Linked DNA regions of Homo sapiens: region 1 is linked to region 2. Evidence: chromatin contacts called from ENCODE Hi-C data. All regions are on one chromosome and are shown on one strand. Each heading gives the region's core, a stretch centred on a gene start or an enhancer-like site at or near the end of the contact. The rest is flanking DNA. Distances are from core to core; before and after follow the strand shown.

Region 1 (6,144 bases), core at 2,243-4,742, 840 kb before region 2:
AACAGGGTACACAATATTGCATCACCACAATGTGTGCTCTGGGAAGTAAAAACCTTGATTGGAATTTTTGTCCAAAGAAATAAAAAGGCCAGGTGGAGTGGCTCACACCTGTAATTCTAGCACTTTGGGAGGCTGAGGCAGGAGGATCACTTGAGACCAGGAGTTTGAGACCAGCCTGGTCAGCAGCAAGACCCCGTAATCTACTGAATAAACAAACAGCGCAAACAGGGATTCCCTAGGGTTCGGTTTTCCTATCTCTTTTTTTCTACAACCAAATTGGTTTATTACAGGAATGCAAGGTTTAACATATGAAAATCAGTTCACATATTTTACCACATTTAATAAAATAAAGGAGAAAAACCACATGATCATCTCAATAGATGCAGGAAAACATTTGACAAAGTTCAACATCCATTCATGATAAAAGCTCTAAGAAAAATAGAAATAGAAAACTTTCTTTTACAAAAGGCACCAGTAACAAACCTACAGCAAACATGATCGTTTAAAGATGATATCTGGAAAAAGACAATTATCAGTTCCAGTCAACATTGTACCAGAGGCCCCAGACCGTAAAATTAAGACAGTGCAACGAAACAAAACCAAGGTATAAGGACCAGAAAGGAAGAAAACCACTTTTATTTCCAGATGATATAATATGCATATGTAGAAAATAAAAAAAAATATCCAGTTAAACTATTAGAGTAAGAAAATTCAGTAAGGTCACTGGCTGCAAGGTTAATATACAAAAATCAATTGTCTTCCTATATGCTACTACCAAGCAACTTGAAAATGAATATGTAAAAACAATAGAGTTTGTAATGCTATAAAAAATTAAATACCTAGGAGTAAATCTAATGAAAGATATGCAAGATATTTATTCTAAAAACCACAAAATATTATTGAAGGAAATTAAAGAAGACCTATAGAAATGGAGGGACTTACTATGTTCGTGGAAGAAAAGTCACAATAATGTAAAGCTGTAGAGTCTCCCCACATTGATTTCCCCAGTGGGAATCTGAAATCCTGATAGAAATTTGGAAGGTTTTTCTGTGGAGGTTGACGAGCTGGCCCTAAATTGTACCTGGAAGTGTGAAAGGCCAAGTATAGTCAAGACAACCTTCAAGAAGAACAAAGCTAGACTGCGATGGCTTACTGAGGCTGTGGGATCACACATGGCCCTCACCACAGGAAAATGTAGGCCACAGGCCAGGCATGGTCGCTCATGCCTGTAATCCCAGTACTTTGGGAGGCCAAGGCAGGAGGATCACTTGAGCCCAGGAGTTTGCGACCAGCTTGGTCAACATGGTGAAACCTCGTCTCTACTAAAAAGACAAAAAATTAGCCGGGTGTGGTGGCCGACGCCTGTAATCCCAGCTACTTAGGAGGCTGAGGCAAGAGAATCGCTTGAACCTGGGAGGCAGAGGTTGCAGTGAGTCCGGATCATGCCACTGGACATGAGAGTGTCCAGCCTGGACAATGAGAGTGAAACTCCGTCTCAAAAAAAAAAAAAAAAAATCAGCTGGGCATGATGGTGCATGCCTGTAGTCCCAGCTACTCAGGAGGCTGAGGTGGGAGGATTGCTTGAGCCTGGGAGGTTCAGGCTGTGATTGAGCCACTGCACTCCAGCCTGGGCAACAGAGCAAGACTCTGTCTCAAAAAAAAAAAAAAAATAGCCAGCCCAGCAGCTCACACCTGTAATCCCAGGACTTTGGGAGGCCAAGGCGGGTGGATGACTTGAGGTTAGGAGTTCGAGACCAGCCTGGCCAAGATGATGAAACCCCCATATTTACTAAAAATACAAAATTAGCTGGGCGTGGTGGTGGGCACCTGTAATCCCAGCTACTTGGGAGGCTGAGGCAGAAGAATCGCTTGAACCTGGGAGGTGGAGGTTGCAGTGAGCTGAGATCGTGCCACTGCACTCCAGCCTGGCTGACAGAGCAAGACTCTGTCTCAAAAAAACAAACAAACAAAAAAACAAAAAAAAATGGGCCAGGCGCAGTGGCTCACACCTGTTATCCCAGCACTTTGGGAGGCTGAGACGGGCGGATCATGAGATCAGGAGATCAAGAACATCCTGGCTAACACAGTGAAACCCCATCTCTACTAAAAATACAAAAAAATTAGCTGGGCGTGGTGGCGCGTGCCTGTAGTCCCAGCTACTCGGGAGGCTGAGGCAGGAGAATTGCTTGAACCCGGGAGGCGGAGGTTGCAGTGAGCCGAGATCAGGCCACTGAACTCCAGCCTGGGCAACAGAGCGAGACTCCGTCTCAAAAAAAAAAAGAAAGAAAGAAAGAACAAAGCTAGAGGACCAACACACAACCAGATGTCAAGTCTGACTATAAAGCTATAGTTAATAAGACAGCGTAGTTAGACAAACCCACTGAAGGACTAGAATAGGGTATGATATTCAGAAGTAGACTCCCATATATTTATATGGTTACCTATTTATTTATTTATTTATTTTTGAGACAGTCTCTGTCGCCCAGGCTGGAGTGCAGTGGTAGGATGTCGGCTCATTGCAAACTCTGCCTCCCAGGTTGAAGTGATTCTCCTGCCTCAGCCTCCCAAGTAGCTAGGATTACAGGCGCCCACACCACGCCCAGCTAATTTTTGTATTTTTAGTAGCGATGGGGTTTCACCATGTTGGCCAGGCTGGCCTCGAACTTCTGACCTCAAGTGATCTACCCACCTCGGCCTCCCAAAGTGCTGGGATTACAGGTGTGAGCCACCACGCCCGGCCGTGGTTGCCTATTTATATATAACAGAGGTAACGCGGCAGAGTAGCAATGAAAAAGACAAGATTTTTAATTGAATTGGATAGCCACATTAAAAAAAAAAGTAAATCCTGACTCCATAAATTTAACCCAGCTGATTTAAGACCCTGTTGTGGCCTATCAGCTGTAACCCTCCTTGCATTTTCCCACCTTTGAATAGCAAATTCCTTTCCTCACCCCAGGTCAGAAAGTCTGCTCAGCAGTAGCTGTGGATGGTAAGAAGACACGCTGGTAGGTCTCAGTGGCTCCCAGAAGCCGCACCCCCTCCACCGAACCTCACTCCTCATCTCCCACGCTCCAAAGCGAGGAGTCCTCAGAAAGCCAGTTTCCCTTATTTATTCTTCTTTCTTTCTTTCCTTTTTTTTTCTTGGATGTCCTACCAGTTTCCCTATCTTAAAGTCGCAGGTTCGGCTCAGAAACTCCAGTGTCCCTCAGCGTCTCGCCGGCACCCTCTGCCGGCGTGAGGTGGCGCTGCCTGGCCGCATCCTGGGGGAGCGTCCACATCCTCGGTCGACAAAAGGAGCGTCGACACTCTCGGACCTGGGAAAGTGACGGCCCAAACGCCAGGGAGGAGCCAGGACCTCGCCCTGAGCTAGCGGGAGGTAACGGCGGGGAGTCCTGGGGCGGAGACCGAGCGCTGGGGGCGTGGTCTCCAGCGGGACTGGGCCTCTAGCGGGAGTGGGGGCGGGGGCGGGGGCGGGGCCAGCCTGGGGGCCCAGACGTGGCGCAGCGACTCGGAGGTTCGCCTCCAGCTTGCGCATCATCTGCGGCCGGGTCCCGATGAGCCTCCTGTTGCCTCCGCTGGCGCTGCTGCTGCTTCTCGCGGCGCTTGTGGCCCCAGCCACAGCCGCCACTGCCTACCGGCCGGACTGGAACCGTCTGAGCGGCCTAACCCGCGCCCGGGTAGAGGTGAGTACGCCGGCCTCCAGCCCCGGCACTATCGTTCCCCAACCCTGCGGCCCCATGGGAGCACCGTCCGTCCCGGCCCCAAGACCACCTCGAACCGCGAGTCTCCCTGCTTTCCCCCTGGCGCCGGGACCATCCCTCCTGTTCCCTAGCCCCAGATGGCCCCAGCATCCACCGTGGAAGCCTGAGACACCGACTTTGGGGCCTGGAACTCCGAACCCTTCCCCAGCTCCCCCTACCCGGTCCGACAGCGGACACCCAGACACACTGACGCAGTCTCCTAACTCTTCTCGTGGCCTATGACTCCCAATCCTGTCCCAACTTCCCATCCCCCATCACTTCATGTTTTCCTGGAATTCCCCCCCGACCCGGTTCCAGGGCTGGAGGCTCCAGAAAGTCTCTTTTCCTTCTCCTGGGGGGAAAGAAGACTTTCTGGGTGCCTCCTCCCATATGCAGGATCCGGGGAAGGGGGCCAACTCGGAGGGGCAACCGAGTTGGGAACTTGGTTGCCAACATTTACTCTGCAGCAGCCTCCCATCCTCCCCCAACCAGGAAATTCCCGTTCGGAGTCCCTGTCTTGCTATGTGACTTTGACCATCACAGCCCGCCTCTGAGCTTTTTGTCAGCTCTGTCTGACAAAAGGGTGTAGAATGGTTGGGTGCCGGTGGTGCACGCCTGTAATCCCAGCACTTTGGGAGGCCAAGGCAGGAGGATTGCTTGAGCCCAGGAGTTCAAGACCAGCTTGGGGGACATAGTGAGACCCTGTCTCTAAGAAAAGGGCTGAGGGTAGGATGGAGGAGGGCTGGAGTGGGTGGTCCTGGGGTCTAGACTCCTGCTGGATGGTGGCATCTCCTCAGGGAAGGCAGGGAGGAGCCCTCCCATCCTCCCATGTCAGGGAAGCAACCACATGGTCTGTGGGGCTGGGCCGCAGGTGGCAGGCAGGGTGAGGTCTGCCTGTGTAGAGTAGGGACCAGATGGTAGGTGTCTCCAATGGGGGCCCCCAGGGCCATTCTGAGGTGTTTCCTTCTGCTCTGCCTCCACTGTGAGATTTCAGGGATCAAAGGCCAAGCCCAGGTCTCTACTGCTTAAGAGGAGCAGGGTGATCATTTCCCCTGGGCATTGGGAGTCAGTCCACAGCCAGTAGGATGTACAGGCCCCAAGGCTGGCAGGCACACTGTGGGTCTCTGGCCTTGCTCTTTTCCCCTGGTGTCTCTAGGCCTGAGTCTCCCCACCTGTATACACAGTTCCCCCTTCTGCCCACAAGGGTCCAGCATTTCCTTCAGACCTTGGGAACTGCTGATCCGGGGATAACTCACAGCCCGACCCAACTCAGGGATAAGGAAGTATGGCTTTGGGGATGTGACTGGAATAAACGTGAAGGACTCCTGACCTATCCCATTTTATCCCCCTCCAGACCTGCGGGGGATGACAGCTGAACCGCCTAAAGGAGGTGAGTTTGAAGGAAGAGGTCCCTAGCTCTGTTCCCCCTGAGCCTCTTGGGGAGTGGGCAACATGGTCCCAATGACTGGGGCGGGGAGGGGGGAAGGATCCCTAGGCTGAGAGTCTAGCCTAGGCTGAGAGTCTAGCCTGCACCTGACTTGCTTTATGACCTCACTGGGCTTCAGTGTCTCGTCTGTACCTCGAGTAGACTGAGGTCATGGTCTCTGATGCTCTGGTTCCTCCCCAGGTGAAGGCTTTCGTCACGCAGGACATTCCATTCTAGTATCCTTCTGTTCTGGGGGAGGGGAAATGGGATGGGCACCTGGGAGAATCTCCACGTAACTTCAGAAAGGGGTGGCAGATGGTTTTCAACTGACAAGTTGAATTGATTGGTAGTGGCTCCCAGAGGATTCTGAGGTGGTCTCCATGTTGGGTGGGCAAGAGAGATTGACTAGTGATGACTGCCACAGAATGGAGAGGAGGGCCCTTTACTTCTTTGAACCCTAATTTTCTCACGTATAAGCGGAGACCCTGGCCCCTCCCGGGCACAGAGTAAGCTCTGAGCAAAGGAGGCAATGCTGTTCCCATCAGTAAGGCTGCGGAAACCACCACCTCCCTCTGCCCACCACCCCGCTCCTTAACACCACCTCCAGTCACAACCTGGTGATGAAACACCTCCCTGGGGCCGACCCTGAGCTCGTGCTGCTGGGCCGCCGCTACGAGGAACTAGAGGTGAGGCCGTGGGAGGTGGGCTGGGGGCGAGGCCAGAGGCGAGGCCCAGCCTGCTGACCCCGCCCCTCCTCCGCCTCAGCGCATCCCACTCAGTGAAATGACCCGCGAAGAGATCAATGCGCTAGTGCAGGAGCTCGGCTTCTACCGCAAGGCGGCGCCCGACGCGCAGGTGCCCCCCGAGTACGTGTGGGCGCCCGCGAAGCCCCCAGAGGAAACTTCGGACCACGCTGACCTGTAGGTCCGGGGGCGCGGCGGAGCTGGGACCTACCTGCCTGAGTCCTGGAGACAGAAT
Region 2 (6,485 bases), core at 2,736-5,235:
CTCTTGCAGGCTGCATGGACTGAATGGTGTCTTCCCTGAACTCATGTGTTGAAGTCCTAACCATCGTGTGTCAGAACGTGACTGTATTTGGAAGTTGAGCCTTTAAAGAAGTAATTAAGGGCCGGGTGCGGTAGCTCACGCCTGTAATCCCAGCACTTTGGGAGGCCATGGCAGGCAGATCACTTGAGGCCAGGAGTTCGAGACCAGCCTGGCCTACATGGTGAAACCCCGTCTCTACTAAAAAAATACAAAAATTAGCCAGGCATGGTGGTGGGCACTTGTAGTCCCAGCTACTCGGGAGGCTGAGGCAGAGAATTGCTTGAACCTGGGAGGCAGAGGTTGCAGTGAGCCAAGCTGGCGCCACTGCACTCCAGCGTGGGTGACAGAGTGAGATTCCATCTCAAAAAAAAAAAAAAAAGAAAAGAAAAAAAAAAAGAAGTAATTAAGGTAAAATTGGCCAGGTGTGGTAGCACATACCTGTAATCCCAGCTACTCTGGAGGCTGAGGCAGGAGGCTCGCTTAAGGCCGGGAGTTCAAGGCTGCAGTGAGCTATGAAAGCACCACTGTACACTTAAGCCTGGGCAACACAGCAAGACTTTGTCTCGAAAAAGAAAAAAAAAAGGAATAATTAAGGTAAAATGTGAGTGGGCCCTAATCCAATGTGAATGGTGTCCTCATAAGAAGAGATAAGGCCAAGCGCGGTGGCTCGCTCCTGTAATCCCAGCACTTTGGGAGGCTGAGGCAGGTGGATCACCTGAGGTTAGGAGTTCGAGATCAGCCTGGACAACATGGCGAAACCCTGTCTCTACTAAAAATACAAAAATTAGCCTGGCGTGGTGGCACACGCCTGTAATCCCAGCTACTCAGGAGGCTAAGGCAGGAGAAGCGCTTGAACCCAGGTGGCAGAGGTTGTAGTGAGCTGAGATCGTGCCACTGCACTCCAGCCTGGGTGACGGAGCTAGACTCTGTCTCAAAAAAAAAAAAAAATCGATTAGGCCACGGACAAGCAGAAGGAACATGATGTGGAGATACGGGGAGAGACAGTCATCTACAAGTCAAGGAGAGAGGCCTTGGGAACCAGCCCTTGATTTCAGACTTCAGCCTCTAGAACTGTGAGAAAATAAATCTCTGTTACGTAAGCCCCCCAGTCTGTGGTACTTTGTTATGGGAGTCCTAGCAATGTAATCTACCTGCTCTCCTTACCTTCAGTGACTCTGAGCCCTGGGCCCTGTGCCTGACACCCTCATTAACTATGTGCAAAGAGTATGGTCTTTGGGCCTCGTTTGAATGCCTTCTTTTCTTGGTGGGTTTTTTGTTTTTTGTTTTTTTTAAACAGGGCCTTGCTCTGTCACCCAGGCTGGAGTCCTGTGGCATGATAATGGCTCACTGCAGCCTCAACCTTCGGGGCTCGAGCGATCCTCCTGCCTCAACCTCCCTAGTAGCTGGGACTTCAGGTATGCACTACGATGTCTGGATAATTTATTTTTACATTTTCTGTAAAGACACAGTCTCGAAGTCCTGGGCTCAAATGACCCTCCTGCCTCGGCCTCCCAAAGTGCTGGGATTACAGGCGTGAGCCACCATGCCTGGCCAAATGCCCCTCTCCTCTTAACTATTCATAGGTGACCTCAGACAAAGCAACCTCCTCTCTCTGCCATGAGGAGACAGCACGGCCTCCCTGGACCACAGGATAGATAGAATAAGATAAAGGCATGTGGCTGTTTCTCACCAAGCGTGGTGGTCGGTCAGCCACAGCTGAAAATGGCCTAGACCCCTCTGCTCAGATCTGGCGCTCCTTCCTTGAGCCAGCCCCTAAACTTCCCAGAGCTTCGAGCTCCTCACTGAAGTGAGCTGAGGTGTCACTGCCCAGCGGCTTCTCTCCCCTGGCTGTTGCAGGATGAGATCGGTGGCTGGGTGCTGTGGCTCACGCTTGCAATCCCAGCACTTTGGGAGGCCAAGGCAGGAGGATCATTTGAACCCAGGAGTTTGTTATCAGCCTGGGCAACATAGTGACACCCCGTCTCTACAAAAAATAAAAAAATTAGCTGGGCATAGTGATGCATGCCTGTGGTCTCAGCTACTCAGGAGACTAAGGCGGGGAGCCTTGCTTCAGCTTAGGAGCTGGAGGCCACAGTGAGCTACCTACAATGGCGCCACTGCACTCCAGCCTGGGTGACAGAGCAAGATCCTGCATTTAAAAAAAGAGAAAAAAAGACGAGATCAGGGATGTGAAATGGAGAAGGATCCCCTCTTGGCATGGCCCCAGGAAACAGCATTGTGGGGGTGGGCACAGAGATGAGGACTTCAGCGGAAGCGACATTCTCAGGATGAGAATCCAGAACTGGCCCCTGGGGGTGGTGAGGGGGAGGTATGAGGCCTGGTGTGGTGAGTCCCAGCCTGGGTGCCGGGGAGTGGGTAGGGGCTGAAGAGCAGCCTCCTGGGCGTGGGGTCGCCTATTTTTGCCTACTACGTGATCCTCAGACCTGGGAGTGGCTGGTGCAGCATGGAGCCAAATAAAGGTTTGTCGAATGAATAAATGAGTGATGGGGAGAATGGGTGGCAACTGCCTTGGTGGCCACAGTGGGCATCGGGAGCAGGCATGGACAGGGGTGCATCCAACCTCCTCCTTTCTGGCTGCCCCAGCTCTCCTTGCTCAGGCGCCCCAGACCCCATGCTCCCTCCAGCTGGAGCAGCTCAGGCCTCCCTGGCAGCCTCCAGGAGTCCCACCCTGACTCCCCAGACTCCTGAGGGCCTCCTCCCACCCGGGCTTCTTAGGGTGCAGGCCAAGGACCCTCCTCTGGGCCTGGGAGATGTGCTGACCAGGCAGGGTCTATAGGCCTGGGCCAGCCTCTTGGCCTCCCTGTCTGCCTTCACCCAGGCCTCAGTTTACCCCACAGTAAAGTAGCAGTTTGACTAGGGAGGCGCTGTTCCCAGGGCCCTTTCGCAGAGGACCAACCTAAGATCGCTATCTTTCAGAGAAAGTGAAACCTGGTCCCCAACTGTCAAGGCGGCAACTCCCCCTCCCCGGCTTCCCCTCTGAGCTCACAGCTTCCCCATCTCCTCCTTCCCCCATCCCGCCCCCTCGACAGCTAATACTTGGAATCAGACCTTCATCTTTGCTTTTTCCTTCAGAGGTCTTTTCCTTTTATGTCCATGCTGGCAGCAACCCTGTGAGGTGGGCTGGGAAAGGCTTTTCTCCTCCTCATTTTATAGTTGTGGGTCTCTGAGGCCCAGAGAGGTTAAGTGACTTGCCTCAGGTCACACAGCACCTCAGCAGGCTTGAACCCTGGCCTCCTGTTTCTCTTGCTCCAAGTGTCCAGTTCTCCCCAGTGGAGCCTGCCTACAAAGACAAGGCCTGGCTTTGGGGAGTGGGCCTGGCAGAGGGTGCACGATGGGGGAAAGGAGACCGTCGGGAGCCGGGCTGGGGGATGCTGGTCCTGGGGCCTGAACCACAATCTCGGGGCTGCCAGCCTGCGTCTGGCTCTGTGCCCAGAGCCCGGTGGTTTCCGCTCACAGATGTCCCAACAGCCCCGGCGAGAGGGCAGGAAGGGCACTCAAGAAGGAAGATGTCTCGCTCCCCTCAGCCCCCAACCACCGTGTCCTGTGAGGCCAATGGCTCCTGGGCCAAGACTGGCCTGGGGCCTCCAGAGGCCCAGCTCGAAGTCCCTCCTGCCCATCCCTGGCCCAGTTCCCTGAAGATGGCATGGACCCTTTTCCTCCCCACTCACCCTAGGAAGGCTGAGGCTGCGGTTTTACATCATCCTTGGGCGTAGGGCTGACCTCGAAGAACGAATTCGAAGAAAACAGGAGGAGGAGCGGGCATACACCGCGCCCTGCGCCCATTGGCCGCCCGTGGAAATTTTGGTTTTTGGGGTCATGTTCCCAGAAGGCCTGCCCTCCCCCCTCCCCATCCCCACCCACCTCATGAGGTGTTGGCCAATCGCCCCAGCGGGCATAAAGTGGCTGCCAGCCTGCAGGGCTCCCAGCCGAGAGGTGTCACCCCCAGCGGGCGCGGGCCGGAGCACGGGCACCCAGCATGGGGGTACTGCTCACACAGAGGACGCTGCTCAGTAAGTACTTCCTTCCTCCCCGCCAGAACCCGCCTGCTGGGTCTGCCCACGGGTGCCGGTGGGGAGCAGAGGCACCCTCTGCCCTCCGGGAACTGGGGAGGCCAGGCGCCAGGCAGAAGGATGCTGAGAAGGGGAGAGAGCCAGGAGGTCAGGCAGAGAGAGTGGTCCACTGAGAACCTGGCATCTCCACAGGTAGAGAAGGGGCATCCCTGGAAGGCTTCCAGGGGGAGGTGATGTCAAGATGTAGAGGCAACTCTGGGAACCAGGGGGTGAGAGAATAGGATGGGCAAAGAGGCTGGGCAGGAGAGGGAGGCTCAGAAGCTGGGCAGGGAAGTGGTGTGAGGTGTGGAGGGGTTGTGGGGCCTCCAGCTTGCCCGGGATGAATAGAAAGTCAGCCAGGCCTGGGGGCCCCAGGGCCCACACAATCACACAGCATGCACAGCCACACCCACATGGCCACATGCGCACACAGCCATATGACGTCATCTACAGCCCTGGATCTCACCAGCCCAGGAACCCCCACATGCAGACCAGAGTCCCCATGGTGAACGGAACAGGTCTCCCTCACGCCGCACACAGACCCAGATGCACAGCCACACAGAAACCCCAGTCCCACGTGCGCTGCCACAGGCACAGGCCCCTGCCAGAGCCCGGCAGCAGATACCTGGGGAGGCGGCGAGGGTGCCGTGGGGTCGCTAAGCCTGGGTGCCTGGCCCCTTGGCCCTCCCCAACAGCCAGTCTTCCCCAAAGGGCCGGATGGTTCTTAGGACGGGAACGATGGTGTCACTGCCTTCCGGGCCATTGCGCCATAGGCCCCTTCCGACCACGTGGCTGCCGGTGCCCCGTTGGGGGTGGTGGTGAGCGGTAACTGTACCCGCCCCCAACACCTTCTGACAGGCTCACAGCATCCCTGGTGGGCCTGACAGAAGGAGCCACTTATGGAGAGAGGAGGGAGGCAAGAGAGGTCAGGGGAGAGCCCTGGCCTTGTGTGACCTGAGTAGGACCTTCTCCTGAGACTTGGTTTACCTGTCAGGAAAGTGGGGACATGGACTGGAAGGTCTTCCACATCTGTTCCAGGCTGCACCTCTGGTTGAAAAGGCAGCCTCTCCTGGTTCTAGACAGAGCTGAGGACACAAGCTGCTCCCGGGCTGCCTGCCCTGAAGCCCTCTCAGGCCCATCTACCTGGATGGCCAGAGCAGCTGACAAGGCAGGTCCTAGGGCAGTGGCCGGTCTTTAGCCCAGTGGTCTTGCAGGGAGCCAGTCCCACCTTGCAGAGAGTCAGCTCCCGAGGTTAGAACCGTGCTGTAGGCAGGACTGGGATCCGGCCAGGCACTGCAGCCTTTGCTCAAAGACCTACTTGGTAAATCGCAGCCACTGTCTCAGTCCCTCCCACTGCTTGCTGTGTCAGGCCCTGGGCAGTGACTTACTGGGGAGATGATGGTGGCCTTGGTGGGCACACCTGGGCACACACCGTGCCACACAGTGCCCAGCCCCCGCCCTCCACTACACAAAGTCTGGGATGAAGGAGGCACCTTTCAAGGCCCTCTTGAACCCCCTCCCCGAGGCTCCCATCTGTGGCTTTCCTCACCAAGTCAGGTGACACCCCTCTTCTCTGCCTTAGGTCTGGTCCTTGCACTCCTGTTTCCAAGCATGGCGAGCATGGCGGCTATAGGCAGCTGCTCGAAAGAGTACCGCGTGCTCCTTGGCCAGCTCCAGAAGCAGACAGATCTCATGCAGGACACCAGCAGACTCCTGGACCCCTATGTAAGCACCTGGGCCCTTGTGGCATCTGAGTCTCAGAGAACTATGGGGTTAGGAAGGGAGTGAGAAGCAGGGAGGACAGGCCTAGCCCCACTCCATATGGCCAGGTCGGGGAACTGAGTCGCTATGTTATTCCAGCCTTAACCCTGAGGAGCTAAGGCTGGCCCTCCAGCTTTCCTAGCTCTGTGGTCCCGGGGCGGGACTCCGGACACCATCACCATGCTCACCTGCTTACTCAGTGTGTTTCCTGCACACCTGCCAGGCTCTGGTCTAGGCACTGGGACGTAGCAGTGAGCAAGACAGAGTCCAGCCCTCTTGAAGCTCTTCATTCCCCACGGGCATCCCACCAGCCCCCCAACATCACTCCGACCTTGCCTGCAGTGATCTTGGGGTCCTCTTCCCTCTCGGGCCTCAGTTTCCGGATCTGTCCAGTGGGAGATTGGATTGGGGTGCATGAGGTCTAGCATTTCAAGGCTTACTTGTCTGTGAGTGTGGTCCGGATCCTCAGCATTCACCCTGTGATCCTCCTGTTCCCGCCAGATACGTATCCAAGGCCTGGATGTTCCTAAACTGAGAGAGCACTGCAGGGAGCGCCCCGGGGCCTTCCCCAGTGAGGAGACCCTGAGGGGGCTGGGCAGGCGGGGCTTCCTGCAG

Evidence for each region. A loop is a pair of places that touch in the nucleus more often than their neighbours do. Pooled maps may share reads with other maps.
Region 1: a loop to region 2 is called in a pooled map, with 11 times the contacts of the local background. The contact joins the promoter of SELENOM here to the promoter of OSM in region 2. A Hi-C loop is called at or near these places in 1 of 168 maps with a recorded cell type or tissue (ovary) and 3 of 50 pooled maps.

The regions. Positions count from the first base shown.
Region 1 is chr22:31,104,916-31,111,059 of GRCh38, reverse strand. SELENOM (selenoprotein M) reads left to right here and starts at 3,492. Exons shown (of 5, transcript NM_080430.4): 1 at 3,492-3,683; 2 at 5,095-5,130; 3 at 5,368-5,402; 4 at 5,774-5,852; 5 at 5,932-6,144. The coding sequence starts at 3,555. The coding sequence ends at 6,090. It overlaps LOC105372995 (a long non-coding RNA gene), which reads left to right. Exons shown (of 3, transcript XR_938163.3): 2 at 2,957-2,989; 3 at 3,174-3,424. It overlaps LOC124905100 (a long non-coding RNA gene), which reads right to left and starts at 3,178. Exons shown (of 2, transcript XR_007068063.1): 1 at 2,952-3,178; 2 at 608-1,081. RefSeq lists an enhancer at 4,036-4,808.
Region 2 is chr22:30,264,351-30,270,835 of GRCh38, reverse strand. OSM (oncostatin M) reads left to right here and starts at 3,985. Exons shown (of 3, transcript NM_020530.6): 1 at 3,985-4,070; 2 at 5,692-5,834; 3 at 6,372-6,485. The coding sequence starts at 4,037. RefSeq lists enhancers at 4,582-4,681, 4,742-4,821, 6,207-6,485.